Regions from separate parts of the Homo sapiens genome. Here region 2 is linked to region 1. A link is a loop called in an ENCODE intact Hi-C map of the cell type or tissue named here. Cell type or tissue: Calu3. All regions are shown on one strand. Links, peaks and the distances in the headings refer to the core of each region. The heading gives the core; the rest is flanking DNA. Region 1 has its middle 34 kb from the start of LINC02031. Region 2 has its middle 190 kb from the start of LINC01994.

Region 1 (12,052 bases), core at 4,635-9,634:
TTCATTTATGATGCAACCTGAATTTAAAGCCAGGACTCTAGAGGGGATAGGTTACTCTGAGTTTATTTCATCTTCTGACACGTGCCTTGCACCTTCAATGTTACCCTGACATAAGGACTGCAGTCTTTCACATAATGCTTTTATTTAAACAGTTAATATGCTACTAGGGATGGCCATAGCACTTTTTAGAGACATTGAGGATAAACATATTGTTTTGAGGGACATAGGTTGTAGGGCTTTTCTCTGGGAAAGGAGAAATAGATCATAGTGCCGGATCGTTCTTCCTAAAACACCTCTGAGAGCATTTTCCCCTTGCTCTTCAAATCCTCCATGCTTTGCCCTTGTTTACTAAATGATGCCTAAACTCCGCTGAGGCAAAGCGTTCCCAACCTGGTGCTCACTGTTGCCTGTATCTCACATGCTGACCAGATGGGACTCTGCCACGTTTCATGGATGGATGTCATGGATCTGACTCTCCCAGTCTTTGCTGATGCCTGTCATTCCTAATTTCTCGGAGGCCCTCAGGGACTCTCCTCCCTAAAACCTATCTCTTAATCATTGAAATCCTGCTCGCCATTAAAGGACCAGTATAAATACCACCTTCTTCAAGAGGTTCACCTTACTTCTTCTCTGTCTCCAGCTAGAAATAATTTTTCATTTTTCTTTACTTTGTGTTTTTTAATGGCACATGAATACTGCTTTGGTTGATAGGTATATCTGTATGTAGCATCTTTTCTACAAGATAACAAGCTCCTAGGAGCTGGGGATTAGATAATCTGCATCTGCTTCAGATTTGCACAGCATCATGTACAGAATACATGGTTATAAATATTTTTTGAGTAAACGAATGACATAAAACATACACACTCTCTTTCTGGACTAATTTCAATGGTTGTGTCTAAGGGTCAATGATATAAAATAACAGAATCAAAAAATAAAGGAATTAGGAGTATATTTCTTTGTATAGGTTTTGCTTAAATGATCCTTTCAAGCATTTACATTCTTTCAGATGTGCTTGACACACAGTGGGTGCTCAGTTGACCAGCTCACAGCTGGCTTAATGGAATATTACAACAAATGAGTTTCCACAACAAGGTAGAGAGTTTTTAATCAGACATCTTTGAATTTATAACTGGAGTTGAACTTGAGCTTATGAACAATTTTTCCAGGTTTACACAAAAACCAGAAAGCTTAAAAAACAGAATGAAATGAATCATTTCCATTTTTGATACACATGAACATTTTTGATGCACAAAAATAAGAAACATGTTTAAATGTCATATGAACTAGCATTTTTAAAGATCACTTCTTGTGTGCCAGGCACTCTGCTCATCAGTTTATATGCATTCTTTCATTTGACTTCTCAATAATTATTATTGTTATTTATAATAAATAACAAAACTGAGTCTTAGAAAAGTTAAGTAAGTTGCTGAGAGACACATAGCTAGTAAATGGCAGAACCAGGATTCAAATGCAGGTTGACTAATTCCAGTGTGTATGTCCTACTGCCTCTTTGTGCAAAGTTACATCCTTCCAGAAGAGAATGCAGTATAGTGTCCCTTGTGCAGTGTTAGAAGTGGGAATTCTAATTCAGCTCAAACCTTCTCAGTGCCCCTGTTTTACAGATGAAGGAATTGAGGCCCAGATAGGTTAAGTGAGTTATTAGCATCACAGAACTCATGAGATCTGAGATTAGACTGTAGGCATCTGGACTCCCAGTCTAGGAGATTCCTGTGAGAAGATGGTGCATTATCACACAGATTTGAATATACATGGATCTAGCCAGTTTCCCTTTAACATAAACCCTATGTATAGTGAAAGACAGAGGTGGCTTAGCCAACCCTAGGATGGTGTTAGTGCTATCTGCTTTCTGATTGCTTCTCTTTTCACTCATTGGCTAATCCAGTGACACTCATTTCAATGTGGCATCTATATGATTTATTTATACTGAACTTTCTGGATCACTGACCAAGTCAACCAAGGGTGCCAAAGTTGACCATTCATGCACCGAAGACTGAGACAGTCCCTCATTTTGACTGACTTTGCTTTCTTATATGGCAAGCAGGGATTTAAGAGCCAGCCCGGGTATCTTTTGAGTGTGTAGTGCCATTTGGAGAGGCCTCGCCTCTACTGGGGGACCACAGGTGTCTAAGATGGTCTCAATGAAAAGTCTCTTAGGGTTAAAGCATTTTCTTAGCTAAGTATGCTGAGATTGTGGAAACAAAATGAAATAAATGAACAACAACAACAGCAGCAGCAAATCATTTGGAATCAGAAAGCTAAAGGACTGGTCTACAAAGGGTAAGACCTTAGGGTGAGTGTTGAGTGTTGCTTCTTTCCCAGTTAAGCAGGTGATGGCCCTGCCTGTACTCCACAAGGGAGACTGACTATAAGCACTTAGCTTTCCAGATGTTGAGGCAGGATTTGAAGTCAGAAATGCCTCTGTCTCTTAGTTCTGAGTGATCATGGAAAAGCGACTTAGTCTGTTTGGACCTCAGTTTCTTCATCTGTAAAATGCTACAAATCTGGGTTGGGAGGGCAGTGGGGTGCTGTGGAGATTAGATTAAATTGGACAATGCATCTGAAAGCTCTTAGTAAAGTCAGCGGTATGTACCCACCTGTTTTATATTAATGATCAATTGACGAATTTAGGAGGTGTACATAAAAATGAAAATATACATTTTGGGAGAGCAAACAAATTCAGTTATTTTTATATTCACATTATCTTTTAAAAACATTAATTTCATGCTAAAAATGACTCTGGGTGAGTGGGAAGTATGTAGGGGCATTTCTTTGGCTGGGGTAGGTGGGAGGCAGGAGGAGAATGAAGTCAGGAGCCAGAATCTTATCTAAGGGAGGTTGTGAATGGCTAACCCAGGTGAAGGCCGTGGGGTGGGAGAAAAGGGAAGAGTAATAAGGGGGTCAATCACTTCACTGTTTGTCTCAGGGCTGTCTTTTTGCAGGTGTCTGAGTTACTTCAGGTGGTCTTTCTCAGTCACTGGGCTTTTAAATTGCCAATATCAAAATTACTGTGGTGATGCAGCAACTTATAAATCTTACAGTTATCAGATGATAGAGGCTGGTATCCTAGTAGCAGGAGCGTTGAGGGGAAATAAGACTGAAATAAATTTTAATGGACCTCTCTATCTTCCAATTGTGTTTCGCACACCTTCGACTTCTGTTTGGAGAGGTGAAGTTAAGTTATATTTTACATTTTCAATTTCAGAGAGGAGCAAACATAATTTTTTTTTTTTTTTTTTTTTTTTGAGACAGAGTCTCGCTCTGTTGCCCAGCCTAGAGTACAGTGGCGCAATCTCGGCTCACTGCAACCTCCGCCTCCCAGGTTCAAGCGATTCTCCTGCCTCAGCCTCCTAAGTTGCTGGGACTACAGGCGTGTGCCACCACGCCCGGCTAATTTTTTGTATTTTTAGTAGAGACGGGGTTTCACTGTGTTAGCCAGGATGGTCTCGATCTCCTGACCTCGTGATCCACCTGCCTTGGCCTCCCAAAGTGCTGGGAATACAGGCGTGAGCCACTGTGCCCCGCCAGCAAACCTAAATTTTTAGGGTGATTTTGTCTTTACATGTAGGGTAACTCCCAACACCAGACAGATGCAAATATCAGGTAATAGAAATCATTACGGCATCTATTCTGTATTTTATACTTTTCTTGACAAAGGATAAATTTGGGGTCTACAAAATCCTATAGCATCCCTAAAATGTTTTCTATGCTCTGTGCATATTTAAACCATCCTAAACAAAAATGAAGTTCTCCTGTCTCTGATAGGAGATTCCCAGTGTCCCTTGAAAACCCTCTTCAATATTTTGCTAGTGTCACCGCTGCATGTTTAGCCCCATTGGTGTTACTTTTTCCCTAATTGAAGATGGAGACTAGCTTATTGCCACACTTCCTGTGGTGACACTTTGTGTCATTGCATCCCCGTCACTTACCATTGTCCCTCAATTAGCATTTGTTGAACGAATGAATGAATGAAAAAGTACATGAATGAATGAATGAGTGAATGATTTTTGCTTCTAATGTACTCCATTGGCATGTCTCCTTTTTAGTCAGAATAATTCTAGTTCTTTCAAGTTTTATAAGGAATCTACCTTCTTTTTGAACACCAAAACCTTTTGGTTGGCTCTTTACTTAATGCTCTCTATGTTTTTCATGTTCCTTTTTGGTTTGAAGTCCAGAATTGGAGACCAGTGAAGTCTATCAGGTAAAAATGCTAAAACTCTTAGTAATTTATAGAATAGAGTAAAAAGCGTCAGTTCTTAGGACTCTGTGGCTATAACTGACTCAGGTCTAGCTTGTAGGCTTTGGGTCTTGAAATGTCTGAGTTGAAAGGGATTGAAGGAATTATTGTTAAGTGGTTTTGTTCTTTTGTTTTTGGTCTTGTCAATTAGTTTGTTTTGATGTAATGATTAATTAATGTGGCTAAGGCAAAAGTCTTTATCTCTTAGAAATACTCAAATATTTACAGATGAAATATTACGATTTCTAGGGTTTGCTTTAAAAGACAGCAGGAAACAAGGGGCAAATTAAAGCAATAGAGATGAGGCCAGATATATTGATAATTACCGAAGCTGGATTACTTATATTACTCTCAGTACTTTTATAAATAGATTTTTTCTTTCTTTCTTTTTTTTTTTTTTTTTTTTGCCGAGTCAAGTGAACATTTATTTTTGTGCCTTTCTTCCTATGTGCATTTCAAGTCTTTTTCAAAACAAGGCCCCAAGAATCTCCAGATTTAATTATGTCCCTGGGCTTGGTCGACCCCTGCAATAGTCTTAGGGAGCCTTGTACAAATGCTAGAGTTACTCATTTAGCAGCATTAAACCTTAGGAAAGAAGATGCAACAAAGCAAGACTCCTTCCTCCATGGAATGTGCTGATTTCAGACGAGGAGGCAGCCAATGTGGAAAACGCTGGAATTTTTCCTCGGAACTGGACTGTGATGAGAGGTGCTTGCCATGAACATAGCTACTGTCTTTTCTTTGACCCTTCCTTTCCAGTTTTTGAAGATAAAGCAGGAAATAATCGTCTCTGAAGATACTTGATAAAAATTCCCAAAAGAACAAAATCACTGGCTTCCACTTCATTGATACAAATTGACTGCAGTTTGGCACCTGGGTCTAGTTCAGCAGGGGGATGAGCTGATTGATGCGTTCACCCCAATAGCCAGATGTGCCCATCTCCTTGAGGATGCCCACTCTATTTTTGGTAGCATGGCAGGCCACCGAGAGGTGGAAAGGGTGCAAGAACCATGAAATCTCCTGGAAATGCTTCCCTGGGAGCGCAATTTCATGAATGAGGTCTTCCAAGCAAATGACACCAAACTTCCCCAGATGCTCCTCAATCGCTGTGTTGTCTGTCAGAAGGATGGTCTTATTCTTGACCTTGGCTTGTCCACATTTCAAAAGAAGTTCCCAGAGAGACTTCAGATTTGGAAATCCCCAGGTCACACAAGGTTCTATTATATGCAGCATTTTTAGGTTCTGAGGGGTGACTTTTACAGAGACACCACTAAAAATTTTCTTTAGGCAAAGTCTTACAATGGTTCTCTGCACCAGTAAACTCATGCCATCAATCCTTTCGATGAGTACAACAAAGGCCAAGGAATGTTTATCTGGCAATTCCAAGTCATGAGGTTTCACTTCTAGTCGTCAAAGACTCACCTTGCCATATTTCTGCTGCCAGGAATCATGTAGGAATAATTGCAGTTGCTTAAACCTGGCCCTTTTCCTTTCCTCTGCTCCTTCTTTGCCAAAAGTGCCTGCTTTGCCTGGGTGGCTTTGAGGGCTTGATAAGCCTTCCTCTTTTTCAGGAGATTTTCTGGAACCAAAGGGATTTTTCTTTGCTCTTGCTCCGCCATCTTTCTAGTGTTGCAGCTACTCTAGATTTTTTCATAATACAAAGTTAAGAAAAATATATTTAGACAAACTTAATCATTCTAGATGAAAAAAACCAAGATCCAAACATCGCAGAGCTAACAAAACGGAGACTGGGACTAGAAGGCAAGTCCTCTGTCTGCCATTGACATGCTGTTTCTGGTAAACCATGTATCAGTTCAGCCTGTTGTGCTCTCCCTATAGACTTTATTTTTGTCATCATCATCCTGGTAATAATAACTTCAACATGCAAAGGCCATGAACAATTCTAGTCAACTTCCAACCTAACTTAGTTTACCATCCCCTGTGATTTTAATAAGCATAAAAATTTCCCGACTCCAGGTAACTATCAAAAGAGAAAACAATGTTGATGTATCTCTTTGTTCTAGCATTCTTTGGAACAAAAATAGAGGATTGTTAGGGAAAAAAACCCAGACAAACATATGTGCAAGGAATTCCAAATAAGGAATAGTCACTAAACATATTTAAACTTTTAAACAAGAAATTGCACACTACAACAGAATCTAAATAATGTCCCAGAAGTAATTACTAATTTAAGTGTGTAATAAAATGATAAAATGCTTTCATAGAGCTCTGGCCTGCGGAGTCTCTGTGATACATCCAGCATCTTGGCAGCCATCCAAGGCCCAGAGTGGCTTTGAGTTTGGAATGTTTATTTCATCAGAAGCCAGGACCATCTCAGGAAGTCACCTGTGCCCAGATCACTCAGGGTTATGTGGTTTTATCCATGTTCCTCTGGAAAAAGAAACAGCGAGCATTTCTTCATTTGAAGGAAAGTAATAGGGTTGGTCTAAAGAAGGGAGGAGAAGGAGAATTATGTGTGTACGGGTGGCTGAGAGTGGGTGTGGGAGGAAATAGTTGGGGAGTTTACTCATTCAGGTAACCCTAAGGTAAATACCGTGAAATGGTTAACAGCAAACTGTCAGAGTAGTGTAGCCGGAATACAAATGTGTTAGTAGGAAGCGTTAAGTCAGGTGATTTACTCAGGTGAGGAGAAGTACTTCAGGGTGAGCCCTAACTAAGAAGTTGTCTTCCTGTTCAGAACCAGGGAGATTATGAGTGAGATGGCTCTATAAACCAGTGAGTGCCATAAGGAGGAATTTCTAAACTAATGTGGAATTCAAATGGCACTCACTTCCTTAAATAGGTTTCAAAACATTTTGGATTAGGTTTAAGACAGCTCCTTTAAATGATTTGTACTTCATAGACAAGCCACAAGTATTCTGCCCATTTTTCTCCAATCAGAATTAATTCTCTCTGCTCATAAGATGCATGTCATCAGCATAAAATTATTCTCCTCCCCATACTTTTTTGATTGTACCCTCCAATTCCCAAGGTGATTTAAAACTTATAAAAAGAGGTTCATAGTAACAATGGATTTCAATTTTAAACAAGCTTCTCAGTGAGAACCAGTTTGACATTAAAGCATACTTCCAAGTGAATTGTGTATTCATTTAAAGTTTAGGAAAAAAATAAAAACAAACCCTGCTTTACTCCCACCCAGCGTGTAACTCTAGGTCACCACCCCTGGAACATTGTGTCTTTGAGCTTTGGACTGGATTTGCTTCTGAGGTTAAGAGAAGTGTGTGGCAGATGTTGGGAGGCAGTTGGGGGTGGGGGTGGGGAGCAGGGATGAAGGGGCTGCCAGATGTTGAGCGGGAGGGTGGAGTGTGAGGATAAAAGCCTGCCAGATGTCTGTAGTGCAGAATGTTAGGCACCTGCTTTCCATGATCTTCAGAGGATGATTTATATCACATAAGTAGGATCTCATAAAGGTCCTCCCCCAATAAATACAGAATTCAGGGCTCCAGTAATGATTTTCTGTATGGTTTCTTGCCTCACAGTATGTCTTTTTAAAAATTCAAGTTGAGGGTTACGTGAATGAAAATACACAATCAACCAATATATTTGTAAATAAAAGGGGGGGGGGCTTTACATTGAAATCCGTTGTTCTAAATTATAAAGACAATCACCTTTTATTTTCTATTTATTTTATCTTTCCAATAAGACATGATTTGCTCTTCTCTCTCCCCATGATGGATTTAATAGATTTATTCATCAAGTTTTCTAAATTTAGACACCAAACTGATGTTTTTCTCCCACTGCTTAATTTTATTCTTAGCAGCACTTACATAAAGCCAGGCAGTGAAAGATATGGCAAAACTACTAACTTGCTGTGATCTGGAATGCACTTATAGAATAAAATAATAATGAAGATTGATATACCAGGGAGACTTCATACCAAGTGTCCCTACTGAAATCTGTGTTATGCTTTTGGTTTTTCCCCACAGTGCTTTTGGCCACATGTTTCCTGTGGTTTTTAGGAGTCTAGGTTTTCCTTGTAATGCCTGGACTAGACTCAGTTCTGAGGGCATAGATGAGCCATATAAAAGAAAATATGTGGATCTTATAATTTGCTTGCATTTTAGGAAACTTTAGTGTTTTCTAGGTCTAGATTTGATTAAAACAGGTTAAATTTCACTCCTTGATCTTATTTGAAAGCCTTTGAAATAATTGTATTTGCACTGTTGGTGGGAGTATAAATTATTTCAGTCATTGTGGAAGACAGTGTGGCAACTCCTCAGAGACCTAAAGACAGAAATATCATTTGATCCAGCAACCCCGTTACTGGGTATATACCCAAAGGAATATAAATCATTCTATTATAAAGATACATGCATGCGTATGTTCATTGCAGCACTATTCACAATAGCACAGACATGGAATCAACCTAAATGCCCCTCAGTGGTAGACTAGATAATGTGGTACATATATACCATGGAATGCTATGCAGCCAGAAACAAACAACATCATGTCCTTTGCAGGGATACAGATGGAGCTGGAGGCCATCATCCTTAGCAAACTAACACAGGAACAGAAAACCAAGTACTGCATGTTCTTACTTATAAGTGGGACTTATAAATGATGAGAATACATGGACACATAGAGGGAAGCAACCCACACTGGGGCCTACTGGAAGGTGAAGGGTGGGAGGAGGGAGGGGATCAGAAAAAATAACTAATGGGTACTAGGTTTAATACCTGGGTGATGAAATAATCTGTACAACAAACACCCATGACACACACTATCACCTATGTAACAAACCTGCACATGTACCCCTGAACTTAAGTTAAAAAAAGAGAAATAATTGTATTTGGTGAATTGGAGGGTGAACTAAGAGATGGAAAGATTGAGAGAGAAGCTATATTTGTCCCAGTGGCCCCTCAATCTTCAGAAAGCTCAGGCTTGTCATTCTTTCTGCACCACAGTTAGCAGTGTTGATCATTGCTCCTCTAGACTGCACTGGCATTCAAGCATTCAGTAAATAGTTATTGAGCACCTAGGAGGTACCACTCTGCTAAGTTCCGGGAATACAGTGCAGAAAGAGGTTTCTCTCCTCTTAAAACTCCAGTGTACTGGGGAAGATAGACATTGAGCAGATAATTGTTGAAATACTTATTCACAAGAGGTAAGTTCTAAAAGAAAAGTGAGTAATGTGTGCTATGAGAAAGATAACAGGGGGGACTTTGATAGATGTCATCAGATAACCATGGAATAGATTGCTTTATGACTTGGCAAATTGCTTCCTCATTTGGAATCATCAGATAGCCACTCGGTTAGGCAAGTCAGCTTTAAAATGTGATGGAAGGCAAGCATTTTGTCAGGTGGTACTTTCTTGTTTTCCAAGAAAATGAGAAATTCTTTTTTTGGCCTGTACTCCAGATTCTTCCAGGGCCAATTCCATAGTTGAAACTCGTTTTTACATTCAGGCTCTGGTTTTTGTTTTTCTAAATAAAAATTTAATTTTAGAATAGTTTTAGATGTATAGAAAAGTTGCGAAGATAGTACAGAGAGTTCCCATATACACCCCACCCAGTTTCCCCTAACATTTTATGTTAAGATGGTACATTTGTCACAATTAATGAACTAATATGGATACACTATTATTAACTGATGTTCATGTTCATGTTTTTATTTATATTTCCTTAGGTTTCACCTAATGTTCCTTTTGCTCCAGAATCCTGTCCAGTTTAGTTTCCTTGACTTTGGCAGTTTCTCAGATTTCTCTGGTTTTTGATGACCTTGATGGTTTTTGAGAAGTACTGATCAGGCATTTCGTAGGATGTCTCACTAGGAGAACCCTCATAATTTCCCCATGATTAGACTGGGGTTACGAGTTTTTGGGAGGGAAACTACAGAGGTAAAGTGCCATTCTCATGACATCATATCAAGGGTACTTACTATCAACATTGCTTATCATTGTTGATGTTGACCTTGATTGCCTGCTGAGGTAGTGTTTGTCAGGTTTCTCTGCTATAAAGTTACTCTTCCCCACCCCTTTTCATACTGTGCTTTTTGAAGGAAGTTACCATGTGCAGTCTGTACTTAAGGAGTTATATTTCACCTCCTTGAGGGTGGAGTATCCACACAAGCTATTTGGCAGTCTCCTGCTTGGGAAACTTGTCTATTCTTCCTCATTTATTTCTTTAGTCAATCATTTATTTATATCAGTATTGACTCACGGATATTTATTTTATACTTTGGGCTATAATCCAACACTATTTAACTTTGTGTCCCAAATTGTTCTATCTTTGGCTAGAAGCTCTTTCAGTTGGCTCTTACGCCCCTTAGACATAAGTGTATCCGTGTGTGTTTGTGTGTGTGTGTGTCTTCTTCAAACTTTTTTTTTTTCAGTACTTCCTTACTTTTTGGGCCTACAAGATGGTCCAGGCTGATCTTGTATTTTTCCTGCTATAGTTCTGGAATCAGCCATTTTTCCAAGGAGCCCTGTTTTTATTTTTATTTTTATTTTATTAGAGAATGGTACTGGGAGCCAGGATCTGTGTAGTTCTCCTGGTTTGTTTTTCACACTATAAATCACTTGTGAAATAGTCCGGACAGGAGTGTGGGGTGGAGAAGGAAGTCTGAGCTTCAGAGTCGGGCCTGATATCTATTTCCCATATTTCCCACTTGCTAACTGCAGAGCCCTGAACAAATAATTTAGCCTCTCAGAATCTCACCTTTCTCATCTATAAAATGGGCATATTATTTACCTCGCATGATTATTGTGAGAATAAGAAAAAGGATTTATAATGGGCCTGACACAGAACATCTATTCAAAAAGTCATTTCTATGGAGCAGGGTAGGTCCATATGGGTGTCCCCACCCCGGAGTTGGCTGAATACCAAGGAAAATAGATGTTTAATTTTTTAAATTACATAAACAAAACCATATTATTCATGAAGGAAATACAAAAGAGGATGTTTTACTTACAATCCTACTGCCCTAACACATGTTCCCTTTTAGTCTCTGTCAGTATGTACTTACTGAAAATATATTTTCATCATGTTGAATATAATAAGAGAAATAACATTTTAACATAATGTATATGGTAATAATAAAATAGCCCCACTTATTAGGTGCTTATCCTGTATTCAACTTTTACATGGATTGTTATAATCTCCATTTTATGGCTGAGAAAACTGAGGTACAAATAGGTTAACTACCTTTCCAGAAGGCACACAGCCAAGGAGAGAGGAAGACAGGATTTGAACTGAGATCTGTCTGATGCCAGAGCTGGAATCTTTAATCATTGTTACATTTTCTCTTTTATGTAGACACCCCCACCCTCCAGTCATATGTTAATACACAGGCATACATGTTAATTTCTTTCTTTTCTTTTCTTTTTCTTTTTTTTTTTTTTTGAGACAGAGTCTTGCTCTGTCACCCAGGCTGGAGTGCAGTGGCCCTATCTTGGCTCACTGCAACCTCTGCCTCCCAGGTTCAAGCAATTATCCTGCCTCAGCCTCCCGAGTAGCTGGGATTACAGTTGCCAGCCACAGTGCCTGGCTAATTTTTGTATTTTTAGTAGAGACAGGGTTTCACCATCTTGGCCAGGGTGGTCTCAAACTCCTGACCTTGTGATCCACCCGCCTCAGTCTCCCAAAGTGCTGAGATTACAGGCGTGAGCCACTGTGCCCGGCCCATATTAATTTCTTTATGTCACATATGCTGTCTACCATGCTAGAGGCATTAGATGATGTTGGTTTTAAAAAGATGAATCGCTTACATCCCCCATCTTTTTTTAAAGGTGTTTAGAATATTATAGGATTAAAGGTGTTTAGGATATTAAAGGTG
Region 2 (12,052 bases), core at 3,670-8,669, 320 kb after region 1:
CTATATATGAACACCATCAAGGCTAATACATTCAGCCTAGATTTTATGAGCCTCCTATTTTGCTCCATGCTCATTGTCTAACTGGATTTCCTAAAGTAATTGCCCAACACATTTTCTCACATTGGCAGGTGTGACACTCCTGACGCAGTCATTACTTGTTACTTTTAATTCCTGCAGCTCTGTGTTCTTCTTTCCTTGTCTCAAATTTTCTTAACACATTCCCTCCTTCTGTTTTTCAAAGCCCACCTCAAGTCTAGCTCATCCTGCCAATCTTTGCTGACTACTCCAGATGTTAGTGATTTTTGAAACACTTGAGAATGCTAAAATTTTAGAATTTGACCACTGTTAGACATTCTGTAGTTCAAATCACTCATGTTGCAAATGAGGCCCATGGAATTTAGGAAGTTTGCCCAGGGCCACCAGCTAGTTGTGACAATGCTAGAAGCCATTCCAGTTGTTCTCCTGCTCCACATGACTGTCCTGCATTGTACGAGCTGATTGGATGTGTCTTCTCTCTTTCACTGGACTGCCAGGACCAGATCTTCCTTGACTTTTGCATCCTTTACTTCACCTAATATAGGGTTGCCAGGTGCTTAACAAAAGATTGACTGGTAGCTGGGCGTGGTGGCTCACGCCTGTAATCCCAGCACTTTGGGAGGCCGAGGCGGGCTGATCACCTGAGGTCAGGAGTTCGAGACCAGCCTGACCAACATGGAGAAACTCCGTCTCTACTATTAGCTGGACAAAAATACAAAATTAGCTGGACGTGGTGGTGCATGCCTGTAATCCCAGCTACTGGGGAGGCTGAGGCAGGAGAATTGCTTGAACCCGGGAGGCGGAGGTTGCAGTGAGCTGAGATTGTGCCATTGCACTCCAGCCTGGGAGACAAGAGCGAAACTCCGTCTCAAAAAAAAAAAAAAAAAAAAAAAAAAGATTGACTGGTGAACAATGGATGCATTTTCTCTATGGATATATATTTTTAAAAATCTTTAGAAACACTAAGTAAAATTAAAAAGAGACCATCATTTCTGCTGTAATGCAGAATAAATATTTTCTCTAGAATTTACTTAGGAGCAGTTACAACTCATACATGTTAAAGATAATCTTCAATTTTTAAAAATAGATGTGTCATTTAATAATAATCTGAACCAACGTATCCTCATTAGCCCTTTTTGTGTTCTGCTACGCAAACAAAATACTTGTTTCTTTCTTAGGGTGGCAGAGAGCTTATTTAATAACAACATATATGAATTTTCCTTTCTTAAGTTTCTCCACAAGTGGTAGATAGAGCAAAGGAACATCCTAAACCATACCAACAAAGGCACTCATTAAATGCTTGCTGGCAATTGATCAAGATTAATGTGTGGGTATACTCACTGGACAAAGTGCAGGGAGGGCTTTCACTTATGAAACATAACAAATTACAATGAAATAAATCAGTTCATTACCTTTAACTGGAGCATCCCCAATTGACCACATTATCAGGGTCAAAAACAACGCCAGATGTGAACTTTGGGCAAGTATCATTTTATGTTACACATTTATCAATTACTCCAATAGTAGTATTAATAACAAGAAATAATCACATTTTAAAAAGCACTACTAATAGTGTTGTAAGATCAGAAATCACAAGAAAAGGCAGGAGAATGAGTAATAGACTACACAAACATGAATAGAAAAAGAGAAAGTCCTCTGTTTCTAATGGAAACATGTATGCTGAAAGCTTTCCAAAAGGGAGGCAAAAAGGAAAGAGGAGAAACCAATAGGCATTAAGTAACAATTATGTGCCAAGCTCTGTGCTGTACTTTTAACAAATATTGCCTTGTTTAATCCTCACCAACCACCCTTATGGTAGATGTGAGTGTACTATTTTACATGTGAGTGCACTAAAGTTTCAAGAGGTGAAATTGTCTAAGTTTATAAATGTTGAGCCTGGATTCAAACCCAGATCCGTATGACTTCATATATCAGGGTAGACATTGTCGTTTCCTACCGAAGGCGCCCATTGCCAGTCTTCTTTGTTCACAGAATAAAGTTATTGGGCAGCTTTGTGTTTTAGTGAAGCCTGGGCTTCTTTGCAGCCCCAGGAAGTGGATCTTGAGTAGTCTACTGACCTCTGGCCAGAGATTGGTGGGCAATGACCCAAACCTGTCTAATGAAACTTGAGGGACAGTCTGCTCTGGGGGTTTCTGGGAAGATTCTTCTTGTTCTTAAAAATGGATCCAAAGAAGAGAGATGCGGTTTGGCCTTTGGATACTGTTGTCACCTGCAATCAAGAGGGATATAACTGATCTACTGATATTAACAGAGAGAAAAGATGAAATGCACCTCGATCTACGATGGTGCTATTGAATCGCTGAATTCACTGACCTAAGACTTCCCAGGCTCCAGTGTTTTCATTACACAAAATAATACATTTTCCTTTTTGCTTAGGCTATTTTTAGTTTTGCAGCCCCAAACATCTTCCCAGATACAAATTTCATGTACTTTCGACAAAACTGAGATTCAGTTAAAAATAAAACAAGATACTGTTGCCTAAGAGAGTTTACAGGCAAGCTGAAATTGTCCGAGGCATGTGATGAAACAATTATTTCCAAGAAGACAGCAAAGGCCAGTGGAATAGGAAAGTGATGAGCCTGCTTACAGTGATTGTGCTAGGCCAAAGGCTTAGTACCAACTGTATGTTTCACCTGTAATGATACCTTTCCTCTGAGAAGCTTAAGGGACTCAGAGCAGAGGCAGCCCTTTGTTTCGAGTAGGTTTTGATGAATGTATTCTCTCTGGTCCTTTAGTTCTCCTCACAGAAGGTGGGAGCCTTTTGGAATTAGTCCAACCTTACAGAAAGAAGTAAAAATTGGCCAAGCCGGAAACATGTCTTACCATCCTTTCCTGCCTGCACATTCCATGGTCTGTGTGCATTGCCTAGATCATAGAGTAAATAAAGTTATCATTATTTATAACTGGTTCCTTGAAAGCCAGCCTTTTGGGTCCCTGATAATTGGTGACTGGTGCAAGTTATCGCAATTCTTTTGAGTGAAGTGAGTGCTCCCAGGCACTGCTACTGAGATGCTCCGGGCATGTTCACAGAAAGAAATTAGAAATGTTTCCCAGCATTATAGATTCTTATAATTGTGGACTAAAACAGCATTTCTGGGAAATAAGACTATACATAAATACAAACACACTTACATATAAACAAAGCAAAAAGACCAACTTAAAAACACGAGTGAGTAGAGCATAGAATCAATGGGAAAGAACAGAGACTACACAAGCATTTAGATGTGGGTGCAAATCCTGACTCGCCATCCTACGCTCTGTGACCTTGGGTAAGGATATGGTTTGGCTGTGTCCCCATCCAAATTTCATCTTGAATTCCCACGTGTTGTGGGAGGGACACGGTGGGAGGTAATTGAATCACGCCTGCAAGTCTTTCCCATGCTATTCTCGCGATAGTGAGTAAGTCTCATGACATCTGATGGTTTACGAGATCTGATCTCTCTTTCTCTCGTTTTGCCTGTCTCCCTCCACATAAGATGTGACTTGGTCCTTGCCTTCCGCCATGAATGTGACGCCTCCCAGCCCTGTGGAACTGTAAGTCCATTAGGCCTCTTGCTTTTGTAAATTGCCTAGACTTGTGTATGTCTTTATCAGCAGGGTGAAAATGAACTAATACAGGTAACTTATCTAGAACTTTTCACTTTCAGTTTACTCATCTATTAGTTGGAGGTAACAGCATTGATATCACAGGTATGTTCTGAGGTTTGGTGACATTATTCACTTATTTTCTGAACACTTATATCACACTTACATAATATCAAGTACTGTTCTCACACTTGACATAGATTATCTCAGTTAATTCTCACAACCCTCGGAGACATATATTTTCTTCCTTTTCTCATATTGCAGATATGGAAACTGAGGCCTTGAAAGGACAAACAATTTTTTGAAAGTCACACAGCTAGTAAGAGATGGAAATAGGAGTTGAACACAAGTTTGCTGAGTCTGTTCACTTCAGGCACTGTTTAGGCACTGGAGATACACAGGTGAACATTCTGCCCAGCTCAAGTTCTCTCTTTGCAACTCACCAGTGAAACTCTTCTTTCCTTAGGTTTGCCCCCTGCCCTACTAGCAGGATTTCTGAGTACTGAGATATTCTGTTTATTAACCCACTCACTTGTTCCTGCCAAAAATTTTTCCTTTTGATAATCTGGCCCCAAACTAACGTTGATGGTATTGGGTAAACTTTTGCATCTAAATTCAAGCTCCTCTGATTTTAATGGGATTTCTTCTGCTGGTGAGGTCATCCATTATTTTAAGAGCTAATGTTGAAGCCTCTAATAGAAGAAGCTATTGAGACAAAGGCCTCTGCCAAAATTGAAATTGTCCAATTAGAGGCCATTGGTGTGCTGGAATGGGTGTGCCTTTTTTGCTTTCTGGGTGGCCCACACACCCTCCCTGACACTTCCTAGGCCTGGCTTGTCCCGTTCCTTTCCCTGCTGCTACCTCCATCTCCAGTTACTGCCTGCCAGGGAAAAGTCTGAAGCCATTTGCTGCCACTCCTCGACTACTATCCCACCCTGAAACTTCAGGAACTTCATCCAGCAACCCATGTGGCTGGTCACTTGGGTTGAATGCTCCTGGAAGAAGCCAGAAGTAAGATGATCTGTTCCTCTTACCTCAACATAGAAGCGTAAAACAAGAAAGAGCTCAGTTCTGTATGCTGCATACAGGAGCTTGGTTATTCTTTCCCCGGACACACTATGAACAAGGTGGGACTTAAGCGAGAAGGGTCTATGGAGACCAAGATGAGTTCTGGGTAGTATCTAGACATCCCTTTTAGCTGTTGTGTGGGATCTGGTTTAAGAGGATTGATGCAGGAAATTCCTTGTTTCATGCTTGTCTTATGAGCTGTCCTAGTCAGCTGCATAACCACTCCAGGATGAAGATTCCTAACATTGAAGGCTAATCATGCCTTCATCAGAATTCATATGATTTGCTAGTTCTGCAAAATCCTCTTCTAACTGACCACACATTCACAATGTGTTGTTCCTGGACACTGTCTGCATGCCCTGAGCTGTGTCAAGCATTATTAATATCTATAAGCTATTGCTATTATCCTTACTTGTCTATTAAAATAGAAAGCGAGATCCTTGTGGGCAAGGGCTGGATATTAAACATCTCTGTATCTTCAGTGCCTAGCACACTGTCAGGCACATAATACATGCCCAATAAAATGTTTGTTGAATCAATAAATAAATGAGATGGGCCTGTGAATTCTCTTTGGGAAACGCTAGTTCAGGTCTCACTTCACTTTCTTGTCTTTGGGAGGAAATGCTTAGGCTATAACAATACATAACTGATAAAAATGATGGAAAAGTCAAGTTTACAAAAATTAGTATAGAATTAATTAAAAATACCATGAAACACTTTACTTGGAAATGGGTAAAGAGGCAATTGCCAAATAGATACCAAACATGACATAACAATTTTGTTTGGTTGGTTTTTTGGTGTTTTTGTTTGTTTGTTTTTTTACAAAGGCTGTTGGATCAATATATCTGTGCCATTTGCTGTGGATCTCAAGTTCTGGGCTGTCTGAGTGATCAAGTATATCATAAGTGACACCCTAAATGCTATAAAATTATAAAAGTGAAGAGGGTGAAATTTAAGGCACAGTTAAAGAAACCTCTGCCATTGCCTATAAAGTTTGTGTAAAGATATGCATATAAAGATATGCTTAAACTATGTTCCCAGACTGTATTATTTCCTTATAAATTCTGCTAGGATTTTTTTTTTCTCCTGTGTACTTTTGTTTCTTGGAGTCAGCTGTCAGGTTTATCTTTTTGGTCCTCTGCATGAATTTTTAATCTCTGCTTTCTTTTAGCGTCCAGCTTAGCCTGGCCTCTTCTGTAATCTCTTTTGCAAAAAGATACCTCTGGAGGAGCTAACTATAGGGATGCTCCTCACAGATCAGACAGCAAATGTCCTGGGCATCTTTACACATCTACCTACCTCGAATAAGCTGCCAGACATAAGTAGTTTTCTCAACTTACCGGGTGATAGGTTGGCCTTTACCCAAGAACAATCCTAGAATTTGCTGCAAGAAAATTCAGGGGCTACTTTCAGAAGCTTTGTAGTGGGATGCTACTAGTTGACAACATTTTATCTTGGTTTCATTGAAAGAAAGCAATCACACCCCTAGTTTAGACATGCAATCAAAGTACACTTTCTGATGCCAAGCTGGCAAAAATTTTGGTCTCTGGTATTCGTCTGTGCAAAAGAAAAGGCATCAAGATGAGAATTTCTAATTTTTTCCAATTCTTTTGAAAATAAATAGCTGACAAATTAATTTTTTTCTAAGTGCAAGCAATGGATTGCAGAAATACTTTCTTGAGCTGAACTCACCTTGTCAGTCACTCAACTCTCCAGCAGTTGACAAAAAGGTTTTAAGATAGAAACTGGGCTATTTAGCCTTCATTAATCATTCATAGTGTTCAAACACATCATCCAGTAACTGAAGAGGGGTTAATGGTAACTAAGCTTGAGTCTGTTGTCAAAAGTAGGTTTAACTTTCTATGAACTCACTGGACACAAAGAATGCTGCCTGCTTACTATTCCAAATGTCACCAGCTAGGAGCAAACGGATGACTACTAATGGTAATTAAATACCTCTGAAGCCATTTGTACCAATAACAAAGAGTTACTGTCAGAACTTGAATGAGGTCCATCTGCCCATTTTAAAAGAATGTTAACATTATATAAGTGATAAAATAGACAGCAACAACTAAATAAATAGACAAACAAATAAGTTTGGTGATAACATTTCTTTAGATGAACACTGATTTCTTTGGTCTTTCCTTTGGAAACAAGAGATTAATGAAAATATCCTACCTTAGTTGTTTCAATTCCATTTAGCCCATGAAGTAATTAGAAGGGGGTTTTTAGTAAAAATTCTTCTACCTATATTCCCAAAGCCATGAAAAAAATTGAAATTTCATTTGACTTTTTTTGTTTCCTTCTGTCTTGTGAACTTCTTGGATTTAGTATTTACTATTGGCTTTTTAATTTCATTTGCTTTCATCTCCTTAAGTGAAGTTGCGGGGGGAAAGGGTGGATTTTTCTGCTTTCTGTCTTCAGAGCACCGAATCCCACAATTGCTACTTCTTGTACAGATGGATTGGCAGCCCAGGGTTTTCTTTGGTGGCCTCATCTATTCAGCTGCCCCTAAGGTCCCTGCAAGGGGCAGTCTGACTTCTGTTGGATGTCCACTGTGGTTTCCTCTGCATCTTCATCTCTTTCTACTGTGACAAGACAATATATGAAAAGATATTTCATGAAAGAACCAAATGCTGAAGAATATCTAAATGCTTTTGAAATGCACCTAAAATCCTAGGGAAGCAAGAATAAAAGGGCACAGAGGGTTCTGAGTGGGAGCTACTACATTCATCAAGCCTTTGGAAAGGCAGTTTCTTGTAAAGATATGGACTTCATTAAGTCAGTCAAAGGGTCTTTAACAGCTCTCTTTGCCAGGAGGTAGAACTACTTGTATATCTGATGGCTCAGTTCCAGTGGGAAGAGAAAGTGGCAGGTGAAGAAGAGGAATTGCAAGGTCATTGTAGTGATTGTATGGTAGGGGTAAGTGAATAGTGAAAACTTAGACATTTACCTATGCCCTTATGTAATGCTTAGAGGGGTGTTGGAGAGGAAGCAGCAAAACAACATCTTGGAGACACAGAGCTCAAAGCTAGGAGAGAAAAATGGGTGTATAAAATTTAAGACAGCAGCTCGTATCAGTTAGGATTTTTTATGTTCCAAAAAACAGAAAACTTAAACAGAACAATGGAAGAATGTATTACTAAGTAACAGAGAAGTGTAGAGGTTTTATCTAGTTCAAAAATGCCCCTAAAGACTCTGTCTGTCTCTTTGCTCTGCTTTTTGCTAATGGTGTCAGTTTTATCCCAAGCCTGATTTCCCACATGGTTGCAAGATGGCTGCCAACAGTTACTGAGACTGCATTCTTTCCCATACATGGCCAGGAAAAGAGAGATAGAGTATCTTTCTCCCAACCAAACAAAAGTCCTAGATTTCACTCTGATAGAACCAGTATAGGCCATGCAGGCAATGATTATAGGCTCACACTGGTTAGCAATTCCATGCTTACTTTGAGAATTGGGGGTAAGGGATCAATGACTTCAAAAATGCAAAATGGTGGTGGTAGGGAGAAGAGTGATGGGACTGAGGAAACTGATGCAGCAGGACGGTCTACAGTGTATCCTTGACCCAAGCATTTCAATTTTGCATGCTTCCTGAGAAAGGAGACATTCTATCAAGTAAATCTTTTCCTGTTCCCTTAGTTGAATTACCATGAATAATTTACAGCGTTTCTAAGTGTGTGGTACTAAGTTCTGAACCAAAATGACAAGGGTTGCTTAAATCCAGACTCCTGGGCCCTCCTAAGACCTCATGAATCAGAACCTCTGTAAGTGGCGACTGAGTTTGCCTTTTTAGCAAGCTTCCTTAGTAGTTTTATGCCCATTCAAGTTTGGAACACACTGATTTCATAGAAACTTGACCAAAAGTAAAGGTATCAGGAGAGCGCCTTCTTGCTTTAGGAAGATTTGATAAAGTTTCTTACTGTACCTTTGCAAATTGTCTCCAATAAAATAGCTATGAACAGTTGCCACCCCAGTACCATCTCACATTAGTATGGACATTATTTTCTATTAGTAAGATGTAAAAGTATTTAATTAAAGCTACCTTTGAAATGAGTTATGTAATATACATATATATATATAAAATTTTATTTTATTTTTATTTTTTTGAGATGGAGTCTCACTTTGATACCCAGGATGGAGTGCAGTGGTGTGCTTTCAGTTCACTGCAACCTCCGCCTCCCGGGTTCAAGTGATTCCCTTGCCTCAGCCTCCCTAGTAGCTAGGATTGCAGGTGCCCGCCACCACGCCCAGCTAATTTTTTTGTATTTTTAGTAGAGATGGAGTTTCCCCATATTGGCAAGGCTGGTCTTGAATTCCTGACTTCAGGTGAGCCTCCCAAAGTGCTGGGATTACAGGTGTGAGCCACCATGCCCAGCCTGTAATATATTTCTATGAGGGGAAATAAATCTAGATTTTTGACATCATGCAGGCAAAAAAAAAAATGTGCATCGCGTTTTTCTCTTTTGAAGATACGCTTTTGGAATTATCCATATGCTCTTAAACTACATTTTGACTTCCTTTTGGTTCCAGTGATGGGTATTGTCATATTTATAAACATTTATTGAGAGAAATGGTTTTCTATTCCATTTGGAAAAGAGGCAGATACCTTCTAACTCACTTGGCTTCTTCGTATCAAGTAAAAATGTATTTTCTTCTGCTGAGAAAGATGAAAAGAACTAGGTTTTATCCTCTGGTTGATCAATGATTTACAGGTAAAATTTTCTTCACAAAATTGGCTTATTTTGATTAGTTTTTCCTCGCATACTGAAGTAGAGAAATAACACTATCTTCATTATTATCCTCTTTTATCCTGGTGGTGATGGTGAGTCTTAAAGCATGAGGAACTTCAGTGAGTTGTCCAAGGAGTTGGTGTTTTGGGGATAAGATTTCTACGTGAATTATGTGCACAAATTTTAAACTTGTTTGTTTAAAATATTATTGTCTATTAAGTATGCTAGACTCTTGTGCTAAATGTTGATATGGTCATCAGCCAAACAACGTGGCACGTGTCCTCATAGGGTTCATAGTCCAGTGCTATGCTGTTTAATACAGTAGCCACCAGTCGCATATGGCTATTCATATTTAAATATAAATTAAACAAAGTTAATATTTAGTTACTTGGTTGCATTAGCCACATTTCAAGTCCTTAACAGCCACATGTGGCTAGTGGCTATTGTACTGGACACTGTAGATATGGACCATTTTCATCATCATGAAAGGTTTCATTGAACAGTGCTAGTAGTGGAATCGAACAGAATTAAGTGCAAACCACGTTTCTGCTACTTAATAGTTGTATGGCCTGGGAAAAGTTCCTTCATTTCTCTGAATCTCAATTTCCTGGTTTGTAAAATGGGATCTAATAGCTATATCACTGAGTTACAGTGACGATTACATGAGATAGTGTTGAGAAAGCTTTTAGATGAGTAGCACATAGTAAACACTCAATAATTTTTGATTACCATCATCTTCAGCGTTCAATATTCTGTCTCCCATGGAAGCATTTTACACTTCTCTAATTGCCATTCAGCACACCCTAGAAGGGCAGAAAGAGACAGGTCTTCTGAGGTCCTCTTGTCACTCAGACTTCATTCTGAGGAGTTCTCTAGCAAGGTGCTGTTAGCGCACTTGTGTCTGTTTACCTGAACTGTGACCTACTCAGGTGACACAAATCACTCTTTTAATATATTATACTGCATCTAAGGATGAGAGAATTTTCAGAATCCTTTCTTCTAGTGTTAAATAATAAACCAAGGGACACAAAGATATTGTGGGATTACAAAAAGATGTTGTTAGTAAGTGGGCACAGTTAATTGGGAGAATTTGTTAGCCATTGTTTTAGGCAAAGTTACCTGTTAGTGCAGAGTAACAAACAGTTTTTATCTTCAGGGACCACTCCAATCAATAGTTAGATGCTTCCTATAGAGCTTTTGAGAAATACTCTGAGGCCAATCAGAACATAGCAAAAAAAGAATCCAGTCATCCGTTAGTGATACCAGCTCTAGGCCTGAGAGTTAGGAAGAATTGGCACACATTTTATATATTTGTCAATCTTTCTTAAGGGACAGTTTGATTACAGAAACAAGAAGGTTTCTTGCTTTAGGCTACTATTGCTAATTGTAGTAGTCTTTAGTAGATCAAAGTTTGTCTGTCTGAGGTCTAAAATCACCTCGGGCCTGTTTTACATAGACATTGATCCCACCAGCCGTTGGCTTCATCATCTTTAAATGTGAGGAGACACTGTGTTTTACATTTCACGGTCCATTAGTTAAATCAGATGACAATTTTTGAGATGCATAATTTATACTATTACTTGGCTCCCAGATGAATGAGAAGTGGGAGGAAATAATTAAAGACCTAAAAATCTTCCTAAAGTGCAATTTCATTATGTCATTCCAGACTCAGGAACTCACAGTGGCTCCCTCCTGCTAATAAGCACCTCTTTTTAGCTTTCAAGATCTATAATCCAGCTCACATCCTATGTTTCTAGCCTTATTCTTTACAACTCACCAATAGCAATAGTCAACTCCAGAGTATCCAAAAGCCACACTGTGCTCAGCTTATTTTTCTGTTTAATGTGTGTTGGTTTGACCTTCCCAACCAGGTTATTTGCATGTTTAAAAATTGGGCTACATTTTACATGTCTTCTGACCCTCCCAGTACACTGATTACAATGCTAAGAGGTAAGATCCTTGAGGAAACAGGAGACTTCCCAAAGTTACTGGGCTCAGTAAATATTTGTTTATCTTGTTTCTTGATTGCAGTATTTCAATAAGTGTTTGATTGATTGCATGATTGAAAAGAAAAACCAAAATGATATATTCCTATTATTTTCTGTTAGAAATTCATTGCAGCAGGAATTGTGTCTGATTTGTAAAAAGGAAGTAACGTGATATTGTCTACAACAGGGATTGACTGACACAGAAGTAAAAGTACATCATTCTTCTACTAGCTTCCCTGAGGCAGCTTTCTGGGACAAACCCAGCTCTCTAATTCAAATTTCTGAAAGGTGATGTGTGGTATGTTATATATAGCTAATGAGAACAGGGCAACTCTGGTCAGATATCCCTAAATATATTTTGTAGCTATAAATTGTGGTTAATAAGTGAAAACTTAAAATTCCAAACCCTTAATATGTTAAAAGATTTGATTCATGAACACCCCAATATTGAACAATTGTGTTATCTCAATATGTTATAAAATAGTAAAATAATTATAATAAAATTGGTCCAATTTTTTGGACAATGGTTGTATTAGGGTCATTTTCAACTCAAACATTCATTCATTTGCTCTTGCTCTAACTAAAACCATGAATGCTTTAAAGGGGAAAAATTGAGAAAAGG

What was found. Hi-C counts contacts between places; a loop is a spot of excess contacts. Peaks named below come from ENCODE experiments on the same cell type or tissue, not always from the same donor. Only the 100,000 strongest peaks of a DNase experiment are listed, where the experiment ranks them.
Region 2: a loop joins it to region 1, with 2.4 times the contacts of the local background. A loop is called at or near these places in 1 of 110 quality-filtered maps.

The regions. Positions count from the first base shown.
Region 1 is chr3:182,604,499-182,616,550 of GRCh38, reverse strand. It overlaps the pseudogene RPL7L1P8. Among named protein-coding and RNA genes, the nearest start is that of LINC02031, 34 kb to the left of the region's middle. In Calu3, for the core only: no CTCF peak of the experiment used is centred there; a DNase peak (open chromatin) is centred at 6,540.
Region 2 is chr3:182,287,332-182,299,383 of GRCh38, reverse strand. No RefSeq gene overlaps it. Among named protein-coding and RNA genes, the nearest start is that of LINC01994, 190 kb to the left of the region's middle. In Calu3, for the core only: no CTCF peak of the experiment used is centred there; a DNase peak (open chromatin) is centred at 6,593.